Linked DNA regions of Mus musculus: region 1 is linked to region 2. Evidence: chromatin loops called from intact Hi-C (ENCODE). Cell type or tissue: left cerebral cortex. All regions are shown on one strand. Links, peaks and the distances in the headings refer to the core of each region. The heading gives the core; the rest is flanking DNA.

Region 1 (5,366 bases), core at 273-5,272, 71 kb before region 2:
GTCCTCTTATCGGGGCCCCTGCTGTGCCTGGCTGTGCCCACCTGAGCTTCCCCACTCTCCGCCCTGCTGCTTCCTCTCATCACCTGATCACAGTGGGGCCTGTTAGGTGCGAAAGAGAAAATGCAGTTCCTGCCTTGTAACTACAAGCTAAGTCAGAGGGAAAGGGAGAGAAGGGGTCCAGGCAGCCATCATGCCAGGGCAGTCAGGGGATGGAAGGGGCTCAAAGGAGCTTAAGAACAATGGAAGGAGGGGTCTTGCAGGGAAGCAGAGGGCATTACAGGAGAGAGCAGCATGGATGAAGCCTGGGTTGCCCTGGGGCCTGGAGAGACTGCAGTGGGAACACAGTGGAGTGGGGAGGAGATGTAGGCATGGTCCAGGCACTTCTTAGGCTTTGACAAGGACAGAGCGAGCAGCTCAGAAAGGCTGAGACTTGACTGAACCCAGGGCTCCATGGCTTCTCCGTCTCAGCTCCTTTCTAACTGCACTTGCTGTCCTGGGGTTCCCACTTCCCTCTCCTGTTTCCTTGAGGCTCCCAGAAGACTAAAGGCGTGTTGCTTTTCTGCACCATTTATTATAAGGACATCAATTAAACCATCTTGTGCGGGATCAGTAAGCAGCCCCAGGGAACTGTCCCTGTCAGCCTCAGGTCTGTGTTTTTGTCCCCATGCCTGGGGAAATGGGGCAGAAGCAGTGATCAAGCAGACTATGAAGAGATGGGGAAGAAGCATCCATCCCCCTCTTCTTGCGGCCTGTGGATGCCATCTTCCCCGTGCTGCTCTCCACTGTCCTTGATCTGCTGCTTCCCTCTGCCTAAGCTGCTTCCAGGTCAGACTGCGTCACCCAAGGAAGAGGGAACATGGGCCTTCTCCTGACTTGCCCCACAAAAGCGAGTTGCCTCTGCTCTGAGCTTGCTTTCTGCCTTTTGCAGGATGAGATCTCCCCTCCTCTTCCCTGCCCTGGGCATCAGAAAGCTGACCTTGTAGAATAATCAAGAGGCTCCCTACTGCTTGGCTCCAGCGTGGTTTGGCCAATGAGAGGCACTGGTAGGGGGCAGGAGGGGAGGAGGAGGAGGAGGAGGCTGGGATGCTCTTTGCTCCTCTGGTTTTGGCTCAGGTGCCTGCCCACCACTTTCCCACTCATCCCCAGCCTTCTTCTCTAGATCCAGCAACACTCCCGTAGGCCTTGGCGGTTTCAGTAGTCTCTAGCTTTCCTAGTACCCTCCTTGGCATCCTCAGTCCTGCACAGCTCTCTGTAAACAGTTCACTAGAGCATCTTCAGTTGATCTATTAGAACAGAGTCCTGTTTCCTGCCAAGACCTTGGTGAATGGGCAACTGAAGGTGTCTTCCAGTGCTGACATTTTACACATTCAGGGTGTGGAGTGTGCAGTTGCAAAGAACTGGCCACTTTTCAGGCTCTGAGACCTGGCTATCCTAGACAGAGGGTTGCTTCCCTGTTGCTCAGGCTTCCTGATTAAGAGCAATTTAAAAGGTTCATTTTGGCTCACAGAGGTCTCTCCTGGTGAAATCACATACACACTCCACCAACAGTCAAGAAACGGGATGATTCTACTCAGCTCACATCCTTTTTATACAGCCTAGGACCCAGGGAATGTTGCCACCCACAGTAGGCAGGTCTTCCCATCTTAATGAACTCAACTAAGATACTTCTGTCACAAGGCTTTGTCCAGAGGCCTGTTTCCCAGGTCATTCTAGATGTCAGGATGGTAACATTAGTTTTGTATCAAGGCATACATATACACACACTGCAGAAAGATGTTTAGTCATGTGAGGATAATGCTTGTCCCTTCTGAAGGACACAAGGTGACATTTTAGAAGCAGAGCCCTTATTTTATAATTCTGAGGTATTTTGTTATTTCTAAAATACCATTTACTGTAGGACTATTCTAACAGTTTCCTAACCATCTCTAGCCTCCATTCGCCATGAAAATTCATAATCTCAGATCTGATCCTGCCACTCCTGCTCAGAAGGCCTGCTTAGTGCTATTTAGCCAACCTTAATGTTGGAGTCTGTCTTTCATCTCTGCATCTCTAGCCATCGATATGTATTCCACTATAACAAAATGCTTGGTGTTTGATAACTTTTTGAGCAGCTCACAGTTCTGAGGTTCAAGGGCCCGGTGCCAGCATCAGGCTGACTCTGGTGAAGGCTTCATAGATGGCATCTCATTGGTAAGAATATGTATGAGGGTATCAGAGGACCGGTGGAATGACAGCAGCCAGGCTCTTTTCTAACAACCCTCTCACCAGAACCACCTCAGGGTTACCTGAGAACTACCTCATCCCCAGGGAACCAGATGACCTTCCAGTAAGGCTCATTTCTTTAAAGTCCCACCAGTTCAACACTGTCACCAACACTCGGGCCTCTGTAATATAGCCACACCCCAAACACAACCCAGGGAAGGAGAGCAGCCAGGGCCTCCCAAGGGGTGGGAACACTTTGTGGAGTTATGGGGTGCCTCAGGGAGAAACAGTGGGTCAGGCAGAGGGCAACCAGCAAGAGGGCTGTAGAAGGGGCCGTATTAACTAGAGGAAGATGTGTCAGATCACCTCACCTTAGGCTGGATGGCTTTACTGTTTTAACTTCTGTGTTGGGAAATCTTTCAGAGAGTTAAAGAACAGTGACAAGATACATTCATGCTTAAGATTTCCCTTGGCCACTGAATGGAGTCAGATGACCGCAGGCACCTTTTGAGGACAGGGAATCCAAGGTCTAGCAGGCAAACATTTGCGTCACAGTTCATTCCATTTGTGGACTCTGCTTCTTTTTAAGTGAGCTGTAACTGATCCAGGAGAGGCATCTAGGTAGTGTGGGGGAAGATATCAGGACACATGCCCGTGTAATAGTTCGTTCTGATTCATTAAAAGTCCTGCTGGGTCTGACCTGTGGCTTTCCAGGTCCAGTCCAAATAAGAAGTGGGGGCATCTAGAAAGAAAACATGGCTCCCAGGAAGGACTCCTGCAGACGTGGCATCAATAAATAAAAGTCCCAAGCTTACCTGACTTCTCTTCTTCTCCAGCATCCACTTCAACAAATCCCTCAGACTCACTCAAAACATCTGACTTGACCTTTTTCTCTAGGGATGCTAGGGAGCATCTTTTAAATCTTATCCCAAAGAGTGTTACCTACATAGTCGATCAATCAGTCACCGTCTCCTGGAGTTGTGCAGTTCCTGCTTCTCTCCAGCCTCACCCGGGGCTACCTTTCTCCGGCCGCCTACCTGCCTCTTACCTCTACAACTGCGGCTGAGAGCCAGGATCACAGAACCTGGGGAAGGTGCTTCCAGAGGCGACTGTGGAATGGGGCTGCCCTTCCACTCGCAGGCAGGGAAGTCTGGGTAGAGGGGAGGGGTCTTTTCGAAGCAGGTGGGACAGGCCGGTGCTCTACCTGTCCCTACTTTGTGTTCCAAGAAGCATAAAGTCTGGCGTTTGGGGGTGGCATGAGGAAATGGGTGGACGGTCGGTGCTAATGAGGCGTGTGTTTCAGCTGTTCGCAGTTGTTCCGCACAGAGGAAGCAGGAGGCCGGAAGCCTCTGGGCGGCGGCGAAGCTGGGAAAGCTTTAAGCTGGGAATCTGCGTCTCTCCAGCCACCAGCTTTGGAGGGGACAGCAGCGGCTCCCACTGGCTTCAGCTCTGCATTCTGGTTGGTTGTCTCTGCCCATCGGCAGCCAGCTCCAGGCCTGGTCCCACCCCATCTGCCGCACTATCACCCGGGATTGGCTGAACTCGGCAAGGCTAGGCTGCCTTGCCTCTCGCCATCAGATTCTTCATTAAACAAATGAATCACAATCCTAATTAATTTGAGCAACAGAATTTATGTAACTACTCCCAGCAGGATGTCTGCTCTCAGTCGGTAGCGAGATGAATTCCTCTCTCTGGGAAATTTCAGCCGCGCTGGTCAATAAAACCTTAATGATGACAGAAATTTCCCATCTGTCTCTGCTCTGAGCAGGTAACCCCTGCTACCTAGACAAGGGAGAGGACAAGGACGGTGAGAGACTGTCAGCCTGGATGAGCCCTGACCCACCTAGAACACACACTAGGCACCAACCAGCGAGAAGACTGCCAAGCCAGGCTTGTCCTGAATTACCTATACCCCGAAGGGGGTGTTTAACTTCTATTTGTAGAATGAATAAAAAAGTATGTGTTGCTCGTTGAGTTAGAAAATGGCCCTAAGGACCAGAGATATGACTCAGCGAGTTGCTTGCTCATCCCGCAAGTTTCACATCCTGAGTTGGATGTCCGGAACCCACATGGTAGGAGGAACGAATAAACTCCTTCCAGGTTTATTCTGACTTCTGCCCATGCAGTTATGGCATACACGCTGTCTCCCGCCCCCAGTAACTTTAAAATTTAAATGGCCTTAAGATCCAGAATTGCAAACACTCCTGGGCTTCCCCCTCCCTTTCCACTCCACACCTAATTTTGCCTTTTTAGTCTTCTGAGTCTTCTGGCTTACAGATTGGTCCTTGTGATGTCACCCTCCTGTCCTTGAACTAGCCATCCCTCACTTGAAACAGGCCTTTTGCTGTCTGCACCAGGAGGGTTTCTAAGTGAAAATGGTTTGGAATTAGTTTTCATTCCGACTCCCTCTATTCATCTGATCTCAACCTTCACCTCCTATGCAAAATACACAAACTTTTTTTGGCAGACAAAGCATTGTGAAAATGTGTCAGGGGGTGCCTGATTCATTTAATTATCACCGGGTGGAGTTTTAGGCAACAGTGCACAAGACAACTGGTTTCTAGGTTACAATCATCAGGCAGGCATAGAGTCCTTTTAGTGAGATTACAGGGATGGAGGGGCTTGGTGAGGACCCCAGGCTGGTTCTCAGCAGAGGGCTGCTACAGAAAGAGCAAGCCAGGCCCCACCCTGCTCTCTGCTTTCCATTACTTTCTCAGGAGAGTTGCTGCCGCTGTGACCCCTGCCACCACACCGTCTCCAGAGGGTGGCCCCAGAGTGCTGCCCACTCAAGTGTGATCTTTGAGCCTCCAAAGCTGTGAGCCAAACAAGCCTTTTCCTATGAAGCTGCTTTCTTTAGGCATTGCACTGTGGTAGCCATAGTAACCAGCAACGGAGGCATACAAACCTCTCAGGGCCATGCTCATTGTAGTGCAAGAAAAGATTCGGTAGAGCAGTGGAGGAGTGGGGAGGAGATTTGATGGTACATTTTAAAGCAAGGTAGCATTTTAGACACATGAATTTTCTCTATATATGTATGTATGCATATATACATAAAATTAAAAAGAAAGCCATACATTTTTATATTCTATTTTTGTTTAATGTGTGTGCTCCTGTCATGGTGCCTGAGAGGAGGGCAGGACAACCTGCAGGAGCTCATTCTCTGC
Region 2 (5,366 bases), core at 292-5,291:
GACCTCAGTGTCTCCATCAGCACTCACAGAGTGACGTTTCTTTGCAGGAGTCCTTTTCCTCTACCTGCAGGGTCTACCTACCCTGTGCAGGGTGGGGTCTGGTTAGGACTTTTGCTATAGGTACTGAAGCCGATGGGCTTGGAAAGACTGCTGGGATTTGCCCTCTGCAAGCTTGTATTCTTGTCAGTGTCCCAGGGAGACCTGGGATGGAGACCTTCTGCTGCGCATCCTCAGTCAAACCCCGGGCCATCAGTCTCCCACGACAGACTGAAGAGACAAGGAGGGCGGCCCAGACCGCCACCAAATGGACCCCTGAAAGAGATTGAAGCACCACAGTGCCAACCCCCAAACCCCTTAACCCATTTCCAATCGCCTCTGAGACCAGAAGGCCGGGGAAGAGGAGAAAATGCGTAGTTTTGAATTCTTGGGGGACGGAGCGGGCTCTATTCAAGGAGGCTTCTATGTTTGGGGGCTCTGAAAGTCCCATCCTCAGGTTTACCTGGCATCCTGTCCCTCCTTAGGAAGTATCCTTGAGCCAGGCTGGCCCAGTGTGGCCCCAGTGAGGTGCCCTGGCTTGGCTACTGTGTAGTAGCTAAGCAGTTCTGCAAATTGGGCAAATCCCAGGACTCATTAGTCCTTAAAAGAGGGAACGACAATTCCTGCCACATCAGGCTACTTTTGAGGCTCCAACAAAATAATCCCCATGTGGCGAAGAGCTCAAAGCCTGGCTCAGGGAGGGGGAGAGCCCCGACGTCAGCCATTGCTACAGTCTTCTTAGCTACTGTCTGTCAAATGGCAGGCTGCTTGCTGTTTCCTCCTTTGCCTTGCATGCCCTGTCCACCCCACAGCTATCGTTCCTGGAGTTAGCTCCTTCTCCAGGAAGCCCTTCCTGAAAGACATTCGAAGGCTGCATCTTCACCTGACTTCCCAGGCCACTTAGAAAAACGCAAATTTTCAGTGACCACTCTTTCTAAAGGGTTTTTTGTTTTTTGTTTTTTTTTTTTTTCACTTTTGTTTTAAACTCCGCCTACGTGTGCATGTGTCTGTGTATGCGGATGTAGGCCAGAAGAGGGCGTCAGAACCCCTGGAGCAGGAGCCACCCGCATTTGTGAGCTGTTTGCCATGGGGGTTGAGAACTGATATGCTCTTCTAGTGGAGGCATCACTGCATCCCCTCCCCCACAGCGCCTTGCACACAGTAGGCACCTAAGAAACATGTTTTTGTTATATGGGGGCAACCCCAGGTAACTGGGAACAGACTCATAGTACTTCTGAGGACCCAGGTCTGTGTCTACTTTCAGAGTTTAAATATATTTCTCCCCAGTTCTTTACATTTTAACCTCACTGTCCTCTCCATCCAAAATATAGCAAAGTTTGAAAAATGACTTGCTGGGATCAGAGAGTGGGAGATAGAGGAGTTTCTAAGCCTGGACTATTCTGGGGTAGCTGAGATTCAGGCAGGGATTAACCTAGGTGAAAGAGATGGTTCTGGTTCATCCAGGGTGACGGGGGGGGGGGGTTGGTGGGGGGGGGGTGCAGGCTGTCCATGGACAAGTGGGAGGGGCCTGAAACCTGGAGTGTTCTTGCAAGGCCAGCTTTCTCTTCTTGGTCATGTCAAAACACAGCCACTTACCATGGAGGTGGGCAAGTGACTAAAGCCCTGTGATGCTGGGGCTGAGGTCTGGTGCCCTATAGCCCTGGCTGCAGAGGGTGGAGGTGGGGGTGGGGGATGCCGGGTACAGCTGCAGCTGGAGCTGCTGCATCAGGGATGTCAGGAAAGGCGATGTTAGTTGTCTTCTCTGAGGAGGTGGTGGGGGACAGGAGTTTATAGTTAGGGGTTGGCAACTGTAACCAAGACAAATGACCATGTGGCCTACTGGGACCCTTGGAGCAGAGGTCTTCACGTCATCTGGTTCCATGTGAAGCCTTTTCTGAAGATATGCCCCTTGGGGTCTCCGGGAGACTCCTAGACATTATGTTATTCCCTTCTTAGCGAACAAGTAAGCATCCACCCAAGCTAACATGGGAGCTGTTGCCCTAGGAGATAAGAAAAAGCACCTCCATTTTTCCTCGTGAGGAAACTGAGGCACGGGTGGGGGAGGACTGCATCACATGGTCACACAGCAGACTCACAAAGGCTCCTCTGCACTGAGAACTTCCAGGTGAATATAACCTCATTAAAAAACAAAACAAAACAAAAAAAAAACCCGTTGTTCTCTGCACCGTATCAGGAGTGACAGACGGATGGACAGATCGTGTTCTAGGAGACGTAAGAGACGGTGGAGATGGAAGCCCACTCCTTTGGACGATCGCTACCACTCTGGACAAAGTCTACTACTGCCTTTGGTCCAGAGCCCTGCAAAGTACCTACACATCTTCAGATGGGAAACAGGTCAGGATGGGGTCTGGGTTTGTGCGCATGGACACCTTGGTGGCCAATGGTAGAAGTGGGTTTTCCCTCCTCTTCAGTTCAGGGCCACAGGCATTCCTCTGCTGGCTTCATTTTTCCTCCAGGCCACACTGAGGGCTCAGGGGTATGTTTCTCTTGTCACTAGCTATAGTGTTCGGTGCTTCTGACATGCAGGAGATGCTCAGTCGATATTTATGCAGAGAACGAAGGACCACTGTAGTGCCAGGGCTTTGCCGCTGTCCTGGTCCCACAAGTGCAGCTTGTGGACTGGTAACTACCTGGGAAGACAGATGCAGCCTAGGAGGAAGGGGCTGGGCAGGATGGAAAGCTTCCTCTAGCAAAGGAACTCTAGTGTCCGACTAACTGGCCAGCTCCACCCAGCCCCTGCTGAAAGGGGATGACAGGATCTGGGGCAAATGAAACATTTCTTTAGTTGTGGGTGATGGAAGAGAAGCAGGGGCATGTAGTGGAATATCGACTTCAGTTCTGGGTTTGGGAGTCTCTGATTGCCCTGGCTGGGGAAAGGAGCCAGGGTCAGGTTGGGGCTGTAGCCAGACTTGGGTATCCAGAGGCTTTGGCTGCATAGATAGAGCCATGCCTTCGCTAGGGCGGGTGTAGGGGGAGAGGGCAGGCCAAGAGGTACCCGTGCTGCTGCCGCTTGGCCTCCTCAACTCGGGGGTGGGGGGTGGGGGGTGCGGGGTGGAGGGTGGGGGGTGTGGCTGCCTCGGCCCGCCGGTGGGTTGGCTCCGGAGCCCTGCTAGTGGGGGTGTCCCGGCGCTCCCGGCCTGGGCTGCGCGGGGGGGGGGGGGGCGGGAGGGCGCGCGCTGACGGGGTCGGGCGGAGAGGGGGCGGGCGGCGCTGGGGGTGGAGCCGGGACCGCAGCGCCTGCCACCCGCTAGCTCGGCGCTGAAGCAACCACCGCTGCTTTTGACTCCGAGACGCAAGGAGGGTACTCCGTGAGGCTCTGGCCTCCGAGGCTGCTGCTGTCCTCCGGAGACTGGGGCTGCAGTGCTCGGTGTCCCGGTGCCTGGCCCTGATCTCTCTCTCTCTCTCTCTCTCTCTCTCTCTCTCTCTCTCTCTCTCTCTCTCTCTCTCATCAGGAAAAGGCACTGTGCAGAGCGAGCCACCCGGAGCTAGCGCCCCCGAGCCATGGAGAGGGGCCCGTGAGGGACGCGCGGAGGCGGAGGAAGAGGCTTGGGAGGAGGGAGGCCGAGGAGCAGGGCGCGGGAGGAGGAGGATGCCGCCGCCACCTCCACCGCCACCACCACCCGCGGGCCCCCGGAGAGCCTGACTCTAGACTAAGGATGGAGCCAGCGCTGGGCGCTGCAGCGGCTCCCGGCGCGCCCGCCACCAGGTATCGGCCGGGTCTCCCGGGCCCCGGGGCAGGCGGGAACGGACTGCACCGCAACAGCCGGGAGGGGCGGGGGCGCGGGCGCGGCGGGAGACGCCCCTAGCTCAGGGCCGGTGTCTCTGGGCGGTGCGCGGAGGCGGTGGCTAGGGACCGCAGAGTGCTGGGCGCTGGGAGAGGTTGGCTGGGGCTAGTAGCCCTCCGGAGAGCTCCGCGATCGCTCCTGACCTCCTCCTCTGGTGAGGGCAGCAAACTTGGGATAAACGTCTGCCCGGGGCTCCTGTTCTGCTGCTGCGGTACCCGCTCGGGTGTCTGCTCCGGGTTGATCATGCAACAGCCTGCTAGACCCGAGCGGCCGAGGTTGCCAGAGACCCTGAGGTTCCCGTGCCTCCTCTAACTTTACAAACCAGGCTTACACCCTGAGGCAAAGCACTGTCCCGGCCTCTTGCTTATAGCCTCGGTCTTGTATCGGCTTCTACTATGCTGGTGATAGGCTGGGCCCTTAGGAGACTAGGGCTGCCTGACGGTGCAGAGCTTCCCCCCACGCGAGGCCAAAACAATCCTAGCACCTCTCTGAGTAGGATATGGGGTGGTCAGCTTCTTTCGGGGTCCAGGGAGGGACACGGTGCTTGACTTTACAGTAACAGTAGACAGTGGCCCTAGCTGGAATCTATGGGTTAAAAGGCCACGCTATCTGAGGAAGGAAGGTCCTGCTAGGATGGCACCTTGGCTTGATTTCAGGTACCTCACCATGTCACCTCTCCCTACTCCAGGTCTGCCTCTTTTTAAGATTACATTCCTAGTACCCACTTCCTGATGGGCTTAACCGTTTAAGCAAGAGGCTTCTGGACACCAAGGCTTTTGGGGTCCAGGACCAGGGATGTTATAGCTGACTGCTGAGAGGTTGAGGCTGGGACAGGGGAGGTGCATGTCCAAACAGTGACAGGAATTCAGCCCACTGTCTTCTGGAGCCTAGGGACATAGGAAGACACCTATGGTGGAGGCAGGAGGCAAGCATCCTGGCTGAGCAGAGAACTGGGAGCCACTTGGGAAACCCAAGGATACCAGTGGATGTAAGAGGCAAGTTGAGATGGGCTCATAGGCTAGGGAGATACTTTCCGGGGTTTCTTAGCCCTTTAGATGGGACCAGGCTGTCTCACAAAGAGATCTTACCTGGCAGGCAGTTCCCAGGCCCCAGTCCCCAGTAGCTGCCACACTTGTAGGCATCCTGATGACCCTGTTTCTTTTTCAAAGTGCTTCTATCGTCATGACTCACACTCTGGAGTCACCAGGGAGGTATCAAGCTTCCACCCTAGTCTATTCCCCGCCCTCTTGGGTCTTTAGGGAGCTGCCAGGAAAGGAGGGGGTGGATATGCCCTTGGTCTTGGACCCCTGCAGGAGCCTAGTGTGACAAACTTTCATTGCTTGCTGGTGGGTGAGTTGGCTCGAGACCAGCAGTCCAGGTCATGGTATCTGTGGGGAGAGGAGGGGTGTGCAAGTGAGAGAAAGCCATTGATGATTATGCCCCAATATTGCTGGAGCTTTGAGATCAGGACCCCCCCCCCTTCTCTGTCCCCTAACTCCTTGGTTTCTTCATCTCAGAGCAAAA

Evidence for each region. A loop is a pair of places that touch in the nucleus more often than their neighbours do. Peaks named below come from ENCODE experiments on the same cell type or tissue, not always from the same donor. Only the 100,000 strongest peaks of a DNase experiment are listed, where the experiment ranks them.
Region 1: it touches region 2 in a loop (4-fold over the local background); 8 of 42 quality-filtered maps call a loop at or near these places.

Annotation. Positions count from the first base shown.
Region 1 is chr2:92,525,877-92,531,242 of GRCm38, forward strand. Gm13817 (a long non-coding RNA gene) reads right to left here. Exons shown (of 4, transcript XR_374783.4): 3 at 4,438-4,567; 4 at 1-3,984. Among named protein-coding and RNA genes, the nearest start is that of Gm13817, 12 kb to the right of the region's middle. In left cerebral cortex, for the core only: no CTCF peak of the experiment used is centred there; DNase peaks (open chromatin) are centred at 2,829, 3,672, 4,292 and 5,078; H3K4me3 peaks cover 1,579 bases; H3K27ac peaks cover 2,803 bases.
Region 2 is chr2:92,596,386-92,601,751 of GRCm38, forward strand. It overlaps Chst1 (carbohydrate sulfotransferase 1), which reads left to right and starts at 3,322. Exons shown (of 3, transcript NM_023850.2): 1 at 3,322-3,763. In left cerebral cortex, for the core only: a CTCF peak has its summit at 1,058 (motif pointing right); DNase peaks (open chromatin) are centred at 722, 1,090, 2,819, 3,394 and 3 more places; H3K4me3 peaks cover 2,369 bases; H3K27ac peaks cover 2,588 bases.